2 separate regions of the Homo sapiens genome follow, and region 1 is linked to region 2. Evidence: chromatin contacts called from ENCODE Hi-C or POLR2A ChIA-PET data. All regions are on one chromosome and are shown on one strand. The core of a region is the stretch at or near the end of the contact, and the rest is flanking DNA. Distances in the headings are between cores, read along the strand shown. Region 1 overlaps WWP2 (WW domain containing E3 ubiquitin protein ligase 2). Region 2 holds the start of PDF (peptide deformylase, mitochondrial).

Region 1 (6,051 bases), core at 269-2,768, 490 kb before region 2:
AAATACAGAAAGGTAAACTATGACACCTACTCCACAAATGCACACATTCCAAAGCCTTTCCCATGGTATCGCCACTTTAGTTTTTTGGTTTTTGGGGTTTTTTTTTTTTGGAGATGGAATCTCGCTCTGTTGCCCAGGCTGGAGTGCAGTGGCACCATCTCAACTCACTGCAACCTCTGCCTCCTGGGTTCAAGGGATTCTCCTGCCTCAGCCTCCTGAGTAGCTGGGACTACAGGTGCCTGCCACCATGCCCAGCTAATTTTGTATTTTTAGTAGAGACGGGGTTTCACCATGTTGGTCAGGCTGGTCTCGAACTCCTAGCCTCAAGTGATCCGCCCACCTCAGCCTCCCAAAGTGCTGGGATTACAGGTGTGAGCCACTGCACCCAGCCAGTATCGCCCACTTTGAAAAACTTTGTATGAAGTCATTGCAAACACAAGCACAAATATACACATAAAAGCTACAGATGCAAGGCCGAGCACAGTGGCTCATGCCTGTAATCCCAGAGCCTGAGGTGGGTGGATCACCTGAGCTCAGGAGTTCGAGACCAGCCTGGCCAACAAAGTGAAACCCCATCTCTACCAAAAATACAAAAATTAGTCAGGCATGGTTGTGCATGCCTGTAATCCCAGCTCCTTGGGAGGCTGAGGCAGGAGAATCACTTGAACCCGGGAGGTGGAGGCTGCAGTGAGCCAAGATCACACCACTGTACTGCAGTCTGGGTGACAGAGTAAAACTCTGTCTCAAAAAAAAAAAAAAAAAAAAAGCCACAGGTGCAAAGTTGAGGTCATTCTAGGCCCAAAGCTCTGCCCTTTGATTTTTCACTTGTAATCTATGAATCTTTTCAAATATATACAGATGCACTCTATCCACTCAAGAGGGTTTGGGGATTCCTCCCTCCAAGAGAATGAATTCATGCAATACATGTGTTATAAACATTAATTAATTGAGGGAGAGAGGAAAAGGGCAAGAGGAAGGAAAAAAGGAAGGAACAAAGGGAAGGGGGAGGGAGGGGGAGGGGGGAAGGGAGGGAGGGAGGGATATTATTTTCTGAGAAGTGTGTGCCTTACTGTCCTGGATGTAATAAACAGCACTCCCAGGCCAGGCCAGGCACTGAAGTCAGAGTCCCACTCTGTACCTAATAGTGGCACTAACTGCCCACTTATGTGACTGTGACACTCTTACTCTGGTCCAGGATTACCTTCCCTTTTGACGGACCACTCTCCCACAAAGAATAAGCCTCCTACACTAAGAAAAATACTCCAAGAATCCTGGTAGTCTGAAGGAAGAGGGAAAATTAAACACTGCAATGAGATAAATGAGGTCTGATGTTAACATGGCTATTCCGGCAGCCACAGCACCTCCCCTGGGAGAACCTGGGAGGCTGGAATGGACGGTCAGGCGGAAGCCGCCCGAATGACTGGTGCGGAGCAGAGGCCCAAACACCAGATGAAGTGTTTCAGTTTTGTTTTTGGCAAGGGGAAGGAAACAGCTCACATTCAGGCAACAATCTCATTTTCCTGTCACCAGGTCAAGGCCACCATTCCCGGCCTGCAGCAGGTGTTCATTTAGGGCCTGAATGCTACACGGCTGATGAGAAACAGCACAGGCCCTTGGAGAAGATGGCCCAACGCCCCTGTGCCACAGGCTCAAGAGGAATGGAAGAAGTTTCTAGAACTGTACAAATATAACCCTACACTAATGGTAACCTGATTTCGCAGAAAAGTTTCTTCTGAAGACAAGGTGATGTTTTAACAAAAATTTTTGGCTGGGCACGGTGGCTCAAGCCTGTAATCCCAGCACTTTGGGAGGCTGGGGCAGGCAGATCACTTGAGGTCAGGAGTTCGAGGCCAGCAGGGCCAACATGGCAAAACCCCTTTTCTACTAAAAATATAAAAATTAGCTAGGTGTGGTGGTACACACCTGTAATCCCAGCTACTTGGGAGGCTGAGGCAGGAGAATCGCTTGAACCCAGGAGCACAGGCTGCAGTGAACAAGACCGCACCACTGCACTCCAGCCTGGGCAAGAAAGCAAGGCTCCACCTCAAAAAAAAAAAACACAAGAAAAAGAGAAAATTTAAATCAAAAAATTTGTAAATACAAATAAATAAATAAAAGAAGAGAAGTTTCCCAGTCTTTCTCCAGGGACTCAACCTCTAGACCTGCACTGTCCAATATGGGGGCCACAGCTACCTGCAGCCATACTTAGAAGGTGGCTGGTATGGATTAAGATGTGCTGTGTGTCAGAAAGACACACCTGAGGCCAAAAAGTATGTAAAATATCTCATTAGTACTTTTCTTTATACTGATTACATGTTAAAATAGCATTTCAGATATGTGGAAATAAGCTACATTATTAAAATTAATTTCACCTGTGTTTTTGTTTTTACTTTTTTCTTTTTTGAGACACAGTCTCGCTCTGTTGCGCAGGCTGGAGTGCAGTGGCGCGATCTTGGCTCACTGCAATCTCTGCCTCCTGGGTTCAAGTGATTCTCCTGCCTTAGCCTCCCAAGTAGCTGAGATTACGTGCCACCATGCCTGGCTAATTTTTGTACTTTTAGTAAAGATGGAGCTTTGTCATGTTGGCCAGGCTGGTCTTGAATTCCTGGCCTCAAATGATCCACTGGCCTCAGCCTCCCAAAGTGCTGGGATTGCAGGCGTGAGCCACGGTGCCTGGCCTATGTTTTGACTTATTTTTAATATGGCTAGTAGCAAATTCTAAATTATACACACACCTCAAATTCTGTTTCTATTGGACAGCACTGATCTAGCACCTGCCTCCTCCCTGCCGTTGGCCTCCTGTGTGACTTGACAGCAACCAGCTTGTTCCTGCCTCAAAGCTTCCCACATGCTGTTCCCTCCACCTAAAATGATTTTCTCTTGTTCCTCTAGACGATTCCTTTTTCTCTTTCTGGTGTCCAGGTGTCACTTCCTCCAGGAAGCCTTCCTTGATAAACACACATGCATGAACACACACACACAAACACACACACACACACACCCCACCCAGGCCAGGCAAAGTCTCCCATGATGCATTCCCAGATCATCCTGTACTTTGCTCCATCGCATCTGTCACAACTGGAATAGTTTGCACCATTTGTTCGACTTTCTGTTTTCCTCTCTAGAGTCTAAATTCCAGGAGGACAGGGATGCTGTCTGCTGTTCACCACTTCAGCGCCAGCCTCTAGCTCGGAATTCAAAGGTGCTTACTGCACGAAAGCTGATAAATCAGCGTCAGGCCCTGCCCCTGCTACAAGCAAGGCTCATGATCCTAAGAAAATGCCCTACAGAGAAGAAAGAAACTCTCACACAAAACCCTGACCCAACACGAAGAAACTCTTAAGTCTAAGAAGGAAAGAAAAGCAGGGGTCAGGCATGATGGCTCATACCTGTAACTCCAGCATTATGGGAGGCTGAGGTGGAAGGATCGCTTGAGCCCACGAGTTTGAGACCAGCTCAGGCAACAAAGGGAGACCCTGTCTCTACAAAAAATACAAAAAAGCTGGGCATAGTGGTGTGCATTTCTGGTCTTAGCTACTCGGGAGGCTGGGGTGGGAGGATCGTTTAAAGCCAGAAGTTTGAGGCTACACTGAGCTATGATGGCACTGCACGCTAGCCAGGGTGACAGAGTAAGACCCTGTTTCTTATTTAAAAAAAAAACAAAACAAAGAAAAATAGCCGGGCATGGTGGCTCACGCCTATAATCCCAGCTCTTTGGGAGGCCGAGATGGGAGGATTGCTTGAGGCCAGGAGTTTGAGACCAGCCTGACACAGTGAGACTACATCTCTACAAAAAAAAAAAAAAAAAAGTAAGAAAGAAAAGAAAGGGGAGAAAAAATGTCTTGGCCACCTACTGCAGACTAAAATGCAAACAGTCACAATATACCTGTAGAAAAGGAGTAAGAGGAAAGGCCTTGGCCAGCATTCAGCATTTGGAGCAGAATCACCCTTTGCTCAAATATGTGTTCCCACGAGGCTGACCGACTTCCAAAGCCGACACCTCACAGAACACTCTGGAGGCAGCAGCCTGGACCAGGGGAAGGGAATCCTGACAGAGAGCTTTTCTTCTCTCTTCAGGTGAGGCTCCACAAGGCAGCCTCTCAGCCAGCACTCAGTGACACAGGGTGCAGGATTGTTGGAACATTCGTTGCAGGGCCTCCGTGTTTACTTTTTGAAACTTGTGGCTAAAAGGACCTTTTCTTTCCAACAGCTCTCAGCTGATACCAAAGCCAGGAAAAGGGCCCCGGCTGCAACTTTGAGAAGTTGAGGGTGTGGGGCTGAGGGAGGGGGTTGCTTTTGGCATCTTTGGGAATTCCTTGAGGTTCTGGCCTGGGCATATCTGCCTGAGGTGCAGGATGATAGAAAGCGACACACAGAGGGCTTTTCAGAGACCGCTAAAGACAGCCTGAAATCCCAAAGCCTGGCATCTGGTGCCAATCAAAAAAACAGTAGTCGCTGATGTAACTGCAACTCGATCAGGGCAAAATGAAACAACGGCTTGCATTTGGCGGCTGGAACTGGGCTCAGCCCATAGCCTCGCCGGAGTGGGCAGCACGCACCACACTGGTCCTGCTGTCAGCCTCCGAGGTGAGCCGGACACTGGCTGCAAAGACCTAAGTCACAGGAAAAGACGTTCATCCTCAGTAATTAGAGGAGAAAGTCACTCTTTCAACGTCGTGTGTGTGTGTGTGTGTGTGTGTGTGTGTGTATATGCATGTATTCATGGTTTTGTGTTGTAGGTACACAAAAGTGAACAAAATTCACAAAACGCCTGCCCCCATAGACCTTACATTCTATTTGTGGAGGACAATGAATGAGAAAAATAAACAAAATAAACAGTAGTATATGGGGAGAACCGCTTACAAGAAAATAAAGCAGAGAAGAGAAACAGGGAATGCTGGGGAGGAGTAGTCACAATTAAGACAGTTTTTTCAAGGCCACAATATACAATACGTGTGGTCCTATTTTTTTTTTTTTTTAAGAGACAGGGGGCCAAGAGCGGTGGCTCACGCCTGTAATCCCAACACTTTGGGAGGCTGAGGTGGGTGGATCACTTAAGATCAGGATTTCAAGACCAGCCTGGCCAACATGGTGAAATCCCATCTCTACTAAAAATACAAAAAAATTAGCCAAGCACAGTGGCACATGCCTTTAATCCCAGCTACTCAGGAGGCGGAGGCAGGAGAATCACTTGAACCCAGGAGGCGGAGGTTGCAGTGAGCTGAGATGCACCACTGCACTCCAGCCTGGGCAACAGAGTGAGACTCCATCTCAAAAAAATAATAATAACAAAAAATAAAGAGACAGGGGTCCCACTCTGTCACCCAGGCTGGAGTACAGTGGCATGATCACAGTTCACTGCATCCTCGACCACCAAAGCTCAGGTAATCCTCCTGCCTCACCCTCCTGAGTAGCTGGGACTACAGGTGTGGACAACCACACCTGGCTAATTTTCCTATTTTTTGTAGAGGGTCTCACTATGTTGCCCAGGCTAGTCTCGAACCCCATCCATCCCCTGCCCCCGCCTCAGCCTCTTAATGCACTGAGATCACAGGCATGAGCCACTGTGCCCAGCTGTATGATTCCATTTCTATAAAATGTCCAGGAAAGGTAAATCTACAGAGACACAAAGTAGATTCGTGGTTGCCAGGGGCTGGAGGTGGAAAGGGGAATTCACTATAAATGGGCACAAAGGATCTCACTGGGGCGATTGAAAAATTCATGGCAATGACTGCATGACTCAGTAATGTTTTTTTAAATCACTGAATTAATGATTTTTAAAAATCATTTTAAAATCCCTGAATTACATGCCTTTTTTAAAAGGCATGACCAGGTACAGTGGCTCACACCTGTAATCCCAGCATTTGGGAGGCCAAGGCAGGAAGATTGCTTGGGGCCAGGAGTTCAAGACCAGCCTAGTCAACATAGTGAGATCCCATCTCTAGAAAATTAAATTAAATTAAAATGAAGACAGTATTATCAAAGAAGGCCTCACTGAGGTGATATTTCAGTGGACTGGAAGGGGTCAGTTTCAGGAGAGATTTAAGGCCA
Region 2 (6,697 bases), core at 104-2,603:
TTTTCCCTGGTGCTGCCTGAGGTCTGGGTTCCTGCTGCAGGCACCCTACACTGCTGTTCCGTTACGTTCTGCTTCACAGTATAGCTTCCCATTCCCTGTAACAAAGGTGGTTTTTGCTGTATTAAAACATAGTAATTGATGGCTGGGCGCAGTGGCTCATGCCTGTAATCCCAGCACTTTGGGAGGCCGAGGCGGATGGATCACCTGAGGTTGGGAGTTTGAGACCAGCCTGGCCAACATAGTAACTCCGTCTCTACTAAAAATACAAAAATTAGCCTGGCATGGTGGCGGGCGCCTGTAATCCCAGCTACCACGGAGGCTGAGGCATGAGAACTGTTTGAACCTGGGAGGCAGAGGTTGCAGTGAGCAGCAATCACGCCACTGCACTCCAGCCTGGGCGACAGAGCGAGACTGTCTCAAAAAAAAAAATAGTAATGGCTCGTTTTTTTTCCCTTAAATTTCCTTTTTTTTTTTTTTTTTTTTTTTTGAGACGGAGTTTTGCTCTTGTGGCCCAGGCTGGAGTGCAATGGCGCGATCTCGGCTAACTGCAATCTCCACCTCCTAGGTTCAAGCGATTCTCCTGCCTTAGCCTTCCCAAGTAGCTGGGATTACAGGCCTGCGCCACCAAGCCCGGCTAATGTTGTATTTTTAAGAGAGATGGGATTTCTCCGTGTGGGTCAGGCTGGTCTCGAATTCCTGACCTCAGGTGATCCGCCCCCCCCTCCCCGGCCTCCCAAAGTGCTGGGATTACAGGCGTGAGCCACCGCGCCCGGCCTCCCTTAAATTTCTATATTGAGTTTTATTAGTAACTGTTTTCCATTTTGCTTTCCCCACGTCTGGGTTAGGCATTCCTCCCACTCAGCTCTCCAAGTACGGTAACCTAGGGCATGTGAACATCGGCGCCATTCAGGAGCCCCTCGCCTTTATCCTGCCAAAGAGAGAGACGCTTTTCACCCTGGATGACCAGGCGCTGGGGCCCGAGCTCACAGCTCCAGCACCAGAGCCTCCCGCCGAGGAGCCACGCCTGGAGCCCGCGGGCCCAGCCTGCCCGGAGGGAGGGCGAGCGGAGACGCAGGCCGAACCGCCCAGCGTGGGGCCCTAGCCGGCGTCCCCTGCCTCCAGAACGCGGTGCGTGAGGTTCCCGGCGCGGGGTGGCCAGGACTGCCTCGCCCTGGAAGGTCCGGGGCGGGTTCGGGAGGCGGGAAGGCGCTCCCGGGAGGAGAGCGGAAGGGGGCGGTGCTCACTGCCAGTCTAAGCAGGAAGGCGGGGATCCAGTCGCGGCTTCGCTGTGTGCTGGCCGACGGCGCTTCCCGGCGTGCCCCGCGCTGCGGCCGGAAGGGGCGGGCCGGGTCACTGTTAAGGGGGCCGCCATGGCCCGGCTGTGGGGCGCGCTGAGTCTTTGGCCACTGTGGGCGGCCGTGCCGTGGGGCGGGGCGGCAGCCGTCGGTGTCCGGGCTTGCAGCTCCACGGCCGCCCCGGACGGCGTCGAGGGCCCGGCGCTGCGGCGCTCCTATTGGCGCCACCTGAGGCGTCTGGTGCTGGGTCCTCCCGAACCGCCGTTCTCGCACGTGTGCCAAGTCGGGGACCCGGTGCTGCGCGGCGTGGCGGCCCCGGTGGAGCGGGCGCAGCTAGGCGGGCCCGAGCTGCAGCGGCTGACGCAACGGCTGGTCCAGGTGATGCGGCGGCGGCGCTGCGTGGGCCTAAGCGCGCCGCAGCTGGGGGTGCCGCGGCAGGTGCTGGCGCTGGAGCTCCCCGAGGCGCTGTGTCGGGAGTGCCCGCCCCGCCAGCGCGCGCTCCGCCAAATGGAGCCCTTCCCCCTGCGCGTGTTCGTGAACCCCAGCCTGCGAGTGCTTGACAGCCGCCTGGTCACCTTTCCCGAGGGCTGCGAGAGCGTCGCCGGCTTCCTGGCCTGCGTGCCCCGCTTCCAGGCGGTGCAGATCTCAGGTGCGGGCGGCGGGGACCGGGGCTGCTGGAGCAGCGCGCGCGTCTCTTCTGCCCGACTCCGCGAGAGCGCAGAAGTGGTCGCGGTTCATACGCCGGACCTCCCGCAGGAGCGAAGTGGGATGCGGGAGCGGAGAGGCCTCAGGACGGATAGAAGCTCCTGTGGGGTAGAGCCCGCTCAGATAGGACGCAGGGGCGAGGAGAGGTCCCCTAGTTCCGCTGTTACCTGACAGCCTGGCGTCTGCTTTCTGCTCCCTTGCTCTCTGAGGCAAACACGCTCTTCGGCCCCAGTTAGATCCGCCACGGTGGAGTTGGAGAAGTGGGGGTTAGCCCCCGCCAGCCTGACCCAGCCCAGGGGGCTAGGCCATTCCCCCGTGGTACCACAGGATGCCTCGCGGAATGCGGGCTCTGCTGGGGTCGGGGTGATTGTTCCTGCACAGCAAGCCCGTCGGTTCAAGATGGTCAGAAAAACAAGTGGGGTCTCAAGCTGCAGAACCTCTGTTAGGAGTTGGGAGCCCACAGGTACCTCAGAAGTGGGAGGAGTGTTCGGAAGGGTCGCACCGTAGAAAGATGATTTCTCATCTCAGCTCTACAGTGAGCTCGATAACCTAATTACCAGAGTTGGGAACCAGGTTGAACGCTTGGTAATGGACCGAGATGAGGGACGTTTTCCAGTTAGAAGAGGAGCTGCTGTCTACATTTGCCATCTGCTGTTGCCTCTTGTCAATGGGAACAGCCAGGACCGGGGGCAGGGGTAGGGAGGTTGAGGATGATGCAGTTCAGCTGTTCCCACTCACCAGGGCTGTAACTTCCTTTGCAGGGCTGGACCCCAATGGAGAACAGGTGGTGTGGCAGGCGAGCGGGTGGGCAGCCCGCATCATCCAGCACGAGATGGACCACCTGCAGGGCTGCCTGTTTATTGACAAAATGGACAGCAGGACGTTCACAAACGTCTATTGGATGAAGGTGAATGACTAAAGCTTTGCTACTGGGGCTGAGGATTCCGGATACCAAGACGCAAACACTTTCACTTTGAGCTGGGCAAATCTTACTTGGCATCAACTTGGATGGCTCGCATATGACAGGAAACTGGATTGCCAAGGCATGGCAGACTGAGCTGGAGGAAGATGTCAGAAATGTTTGCCCTGAAATCAGTTACGGACAAAATGTTGGCTACAACTTGAGGAGAAAAATCACCCCCAAAGGAGTGGACATTTCCTAACAATTCTGTATGGAGGAAGGTGGGGTAATTGCATTCGTCTGCAGTAGACACGAGTTCCTCGGACCTGTATAATCTCCCAAAGCCAAGGTTTGGTAATAATGTAGTCCCCAAATACCTGAAAGCTGTCTTTAAAAATGCAGGTAAGCATGTGACTGGCCATTTGTGCCGAGTTCTTATTTTTACGGAGGGCTTGTGGCCTTAGACGCCAGTTTGCTTATGGAAATGAAAGAGAATAGTCCCTGTTCAAGGATGTGTTTCATGACAGCACGAGTGTAAATGAGTGCCCACACATTTTAACAGCCTTGGGCAGGATTTTGCTGCTGAGATCCCTAGAGCAGCTGGTTCTTGGCTCATTCTTGGGGTAGAGGCCGTGGATCAGGGCTGGGGGCAGGGGTGACAATTGAGAAGTGCACTGAGCCCTTTCCTGTTAACAATTGGGCATAGAAAGCAGGATTAGTACTTCCTGGTTATACACTTATTTTGTAAAAATAGAATTAATATCACAGCAACCAATGTGTAGGTTTAAGAAAGTGGCCAGGTGCAGTGGTTCACGCCTGTAATCCCAGCACTTTGGGAGGGCGGGGCGGGTGGATCACGAGGTCAGGAGCTCAAGACCAGCCTGGCCAAGATGGTGAAACCCTGTCTCTACTAAAGATACAAAAATTAGCCGGGCGTGGTGGCGAGCACCTGTAATCCCAGCTACTCGTGAAGCCAAGGCAGAGAATTACTTGAACCCAGGAGGCGGAGGTTACAGTGAGCTGAGATCACGCCACTGCACTCCATCCAGCCTGGGCGACAGAGCGAGACTCAAAAGTATGATTCTGGCTGTAGAGTTTTCTTTTTTTCTCTGTCTCAAAAAAAAAAAGTGTCAGCTTTGTCTTGTCAAGAGGTGAAGGAACTTGTTTTATTCTTTTATTTTTTTTTTAAGATAGAGACGGGGGTCTTACTATGTTGCCCAGGCTGGCCTCAAATTCCTGGTCTCAGGCAATCCTCCTGCCTCGGCCTCCCAAAGTGCTGGGATCAGTTGTGAGCCACACTACCCAGCCAAACTCCAGTTTTAGTTAAACTGTTTCACCTCATTTTTATGCTGAGTTTTGTAAAGTAGGTATTCTTGCTGAACAGAGTCCTGAAAATCAAACTATACAAGTAGTAGGAAGTCCATTAAGCTGTTTAGAGGAAAAAGTGTTATAAATGGCAGTTAAATGAACCCAGGAAAGACCCATCCTCCTTTGTGGCTTTCTCTGAGGCCCCATGAGGCCAAGCAGAAGCAAACTGGCTCTAGGTGCAGCCAGACTTTGAAAAGGAATCCCGGCCAGGCTTGGTGGCTCATGCCTGTAATCCCAGCACTTTGGGAGGTCAAGGCAGGCAGATCACCTGAGGTCAGGAGTTCAAGACCAGCCTGGCCAACATGGCGAAACACTGTTTCTACTAAAAATATGAAAATTAGCTGGGTGTGCTGGTAGGCGCCTGTAATCACAGCTACTTGGGAGGCTGAGGCGGGAGAATCGCTCAAACCTGGGAGGCAGAGGTTGCAGTGGGCTGAGATCTCGCCACTGTACTCCAGCCTGGGCGACAGACCAAGGCTCTGTCTCAAAAAAAAAAAAAAAAAAAAAAAAAGGGAATCCCAACCAGATACTGGTGCAAGGTCAGAGATGCAGCCAATGGGGAGATTTGTAGAAAGCTCATAGATGCTAAAAACATGGGTCTTTAGGAAAATTAGAATTCAGCTGAGCCTCCTTTCATTTGGACAATGTTCAGAAGCTCTTACAGGGGGCTATGGCAATCTTTTGATGCTTCTTATAGCTTTCTGAGGTTAACGCTTTTGTGGTGGGCATCGGTAGCAATAAAATGCAAACTTTATTGCATTTCCAGTAAAATCTCTCCCACTTTGAGCAGGAAGCACTCACAAAAAACGCATATACATGTCAACGTTGTGAGCTCATCAGAGTTTTAGAAATCAACTTCCACAGTGAAAGCCAATGTAGGCAGAAGGTTTATAACAGAATCCCCAGGCAGAGAAGTGAATTTCAGAGCATTTCAGGGAGGAAACTCCTCTGCACATGTCAGCATGTTTAACATCGATGATGGCAGGTTGTGTGCTGGCAGCCAGAGTCTGAGGCCACTGTCCAAAGTTCAGCGTCAGTGGTTCCTGTTGCTGGTCATGGAGAGAGACAACTGGAAAGTCAGGTGTCTTCACGCTCTAACTAGAGCACAGGGATGGACCATAGCCATGCTAACCTTTGTTAACCCCTAGGACTTGTCAAGGTGTTTAAGCAGTAGGAATGAGGAAACAACGTTCTGATTCAAGTAAATGTAACTAGAAGTAAAAATTTAAAAACTTGTAAGCTCACTAAAGTGAAGCTCTGCAGACACGGTTCATATCCTGGTGGCTGAGGGCACATAACCAAGAACTTACACAAGCACCCCCAAGCCACAAAGATCCCAGCTGCTATGGTTGAGGGGTAACCTGCCAGCACTGGAGCCAAGTGTTGGAGCTACTGATCCAAAGTTAGCTCACTTCTGCAGAGGCTCTGAACCAGAGCAAAGAAATGGCCCAGTGCAAGCCCAGTGTGAGCCAAGAGTTGGCCATGTAATCAGTTCTGGCCCAACCAGGTTTGAAAGGTAGAGGAGCAGTACTGGGTTTTGGAGAGGGAAGGTTGGAACAAAGCCCTTTGCAGGCTATAAGCTTCATTTACTAGGCCAGGTCTTTCTGTGTGAATGTGCTTTGACTTTGGTCTGTTTATATGCATGGGGTAAACGTGGGACAGCCTCTGCAGCTTCACTGCCTGCCGGACGTGGGTCCAGGGCTGCCAGCTCTGGGTCCTTGGTCTGTTGGGGGTCGCAAACTGAAATGGCCATGGGGCTATCTGGGCAGGCAACACAGATGAGTGGGGATGGGGGACCCCTTCTGTACAGAGCAGCCTCTACTTAGTGGCCGCTGACAGGCTGCCCCATGAGGACGCAGGCCCAACATTACCTAATTTAATCTTCTAGAAGTCAGAATTCTGAATTTTTATGTCAACTCTCGACTTTTTTTTTTTTTTTGAGACAGAGTCTTGCTCTGTCGCCCAGGCTGGAGTGCAGTGGCGCGATCTCGGCTCACTGCAAGCTCCGTCCCCCGGGTTCACGCCATTCTCCTGCCTCAGCCTCCCAAGTAGCTGGGACTGCAGGCGCCCACCACCACGCCCGGCTAATTTTTTTATTTTTAGTGAGACGGGGTTTCACTGTGTTAGCCAGGATGTTCTCGATTTCCTGACCTTGTGATCCGCCCGCGTCGGCCTCCCAAAGTGCTGGGATTACAGGCGTGAGCCACCGCGCCCAGCAACTCTCGACTTTTAAATGTTAGCGGCCCAAAGTGCTGGGATTACAGGCGTGAGCCACCGCGCCCAGCAACTCTCGACTTTTAAATGTTAGCGGCAGACCAAACCAAACAAACACAGCTGCAGGACGGGTCTGGTACGCAGGGCTCCCACTTTGCAGTCTCTGATCTGTAGGCCGAACAACGGCAAGAACTGTCTGGATCCCACAAACATC

Evidence for each region. A loop is a pair of places that touch in the nucleus more often than their neighbours do. ChIA-PET counts read pairs that join two places held with the same protein, here RNA polymerase II (POLR2A). Pooled maps may share reads with other maps.
Region 1: a pooled map shows a loop between it and region 2 (5-fold over the local background). The contact joins the enhancer-like site here to the promoter of PDF in region 2. A Hi-C loop is called at or near these places in 1 of 37 single-sample maps with no recorded cell type and 2 of 50 pooled maps. POLR2A ChIA-PET finds 5 or more read pairs at or near these places in 1 of 52 experiments (BJ).

What each region holds. Positions count from the first base shown.
Region 1 is chr16:69,819,483-69,825,533 of GRCh38, reverse strand. The region is part of intron 4 of WWP2 (WW domain containing E3 ubiquitin protein ligase 2); the gene reads right to left. Among named protein-coding and RNA genes, the nearest start is that of WWP2, 60 kb to the right of the region's middle. RefSeq lists enhancers at 1,164-1,233, 1,244-1,343. Within about 2 kb of position 1,518, at least 20 of the 41 ENCODE cell types and tissues checked have a DNase peak (open chromatin) inside an H3K27ac peak, as active enhancers do.
Region 2 is chr16:69,325,244-69,331,940 of GRCh38, reverse strand. It overlaps PDF (peptide deformylase, mitochondrial), which reads left to right and starts at 1,353. Exons shown (of 2, transcript NM_022341.2): 1 at 1,353-1,944; 2 at 2,762-5,028. The coding sequence starts at 1,371. The coding sequence ends at 2,919. COG8 (component of oligomeric golgi complex 8) reads left to right here. Exons shown (of 6, transcript NM_032382.5): 5 at 846-1,128; 6 at 2,762-5,513. The coding sequence ends at 1,102. It overlaps VPS4A (vacuolar protein sorting 4 homolog A), which reads right to left. Exons shown (of 11, transcript NM_013245.3): 11 at 5,002-6,697. RefSeq lists enhancers at 44-691, 1,340-1,987 and silencers at 916-1,305, 1,336-1,715.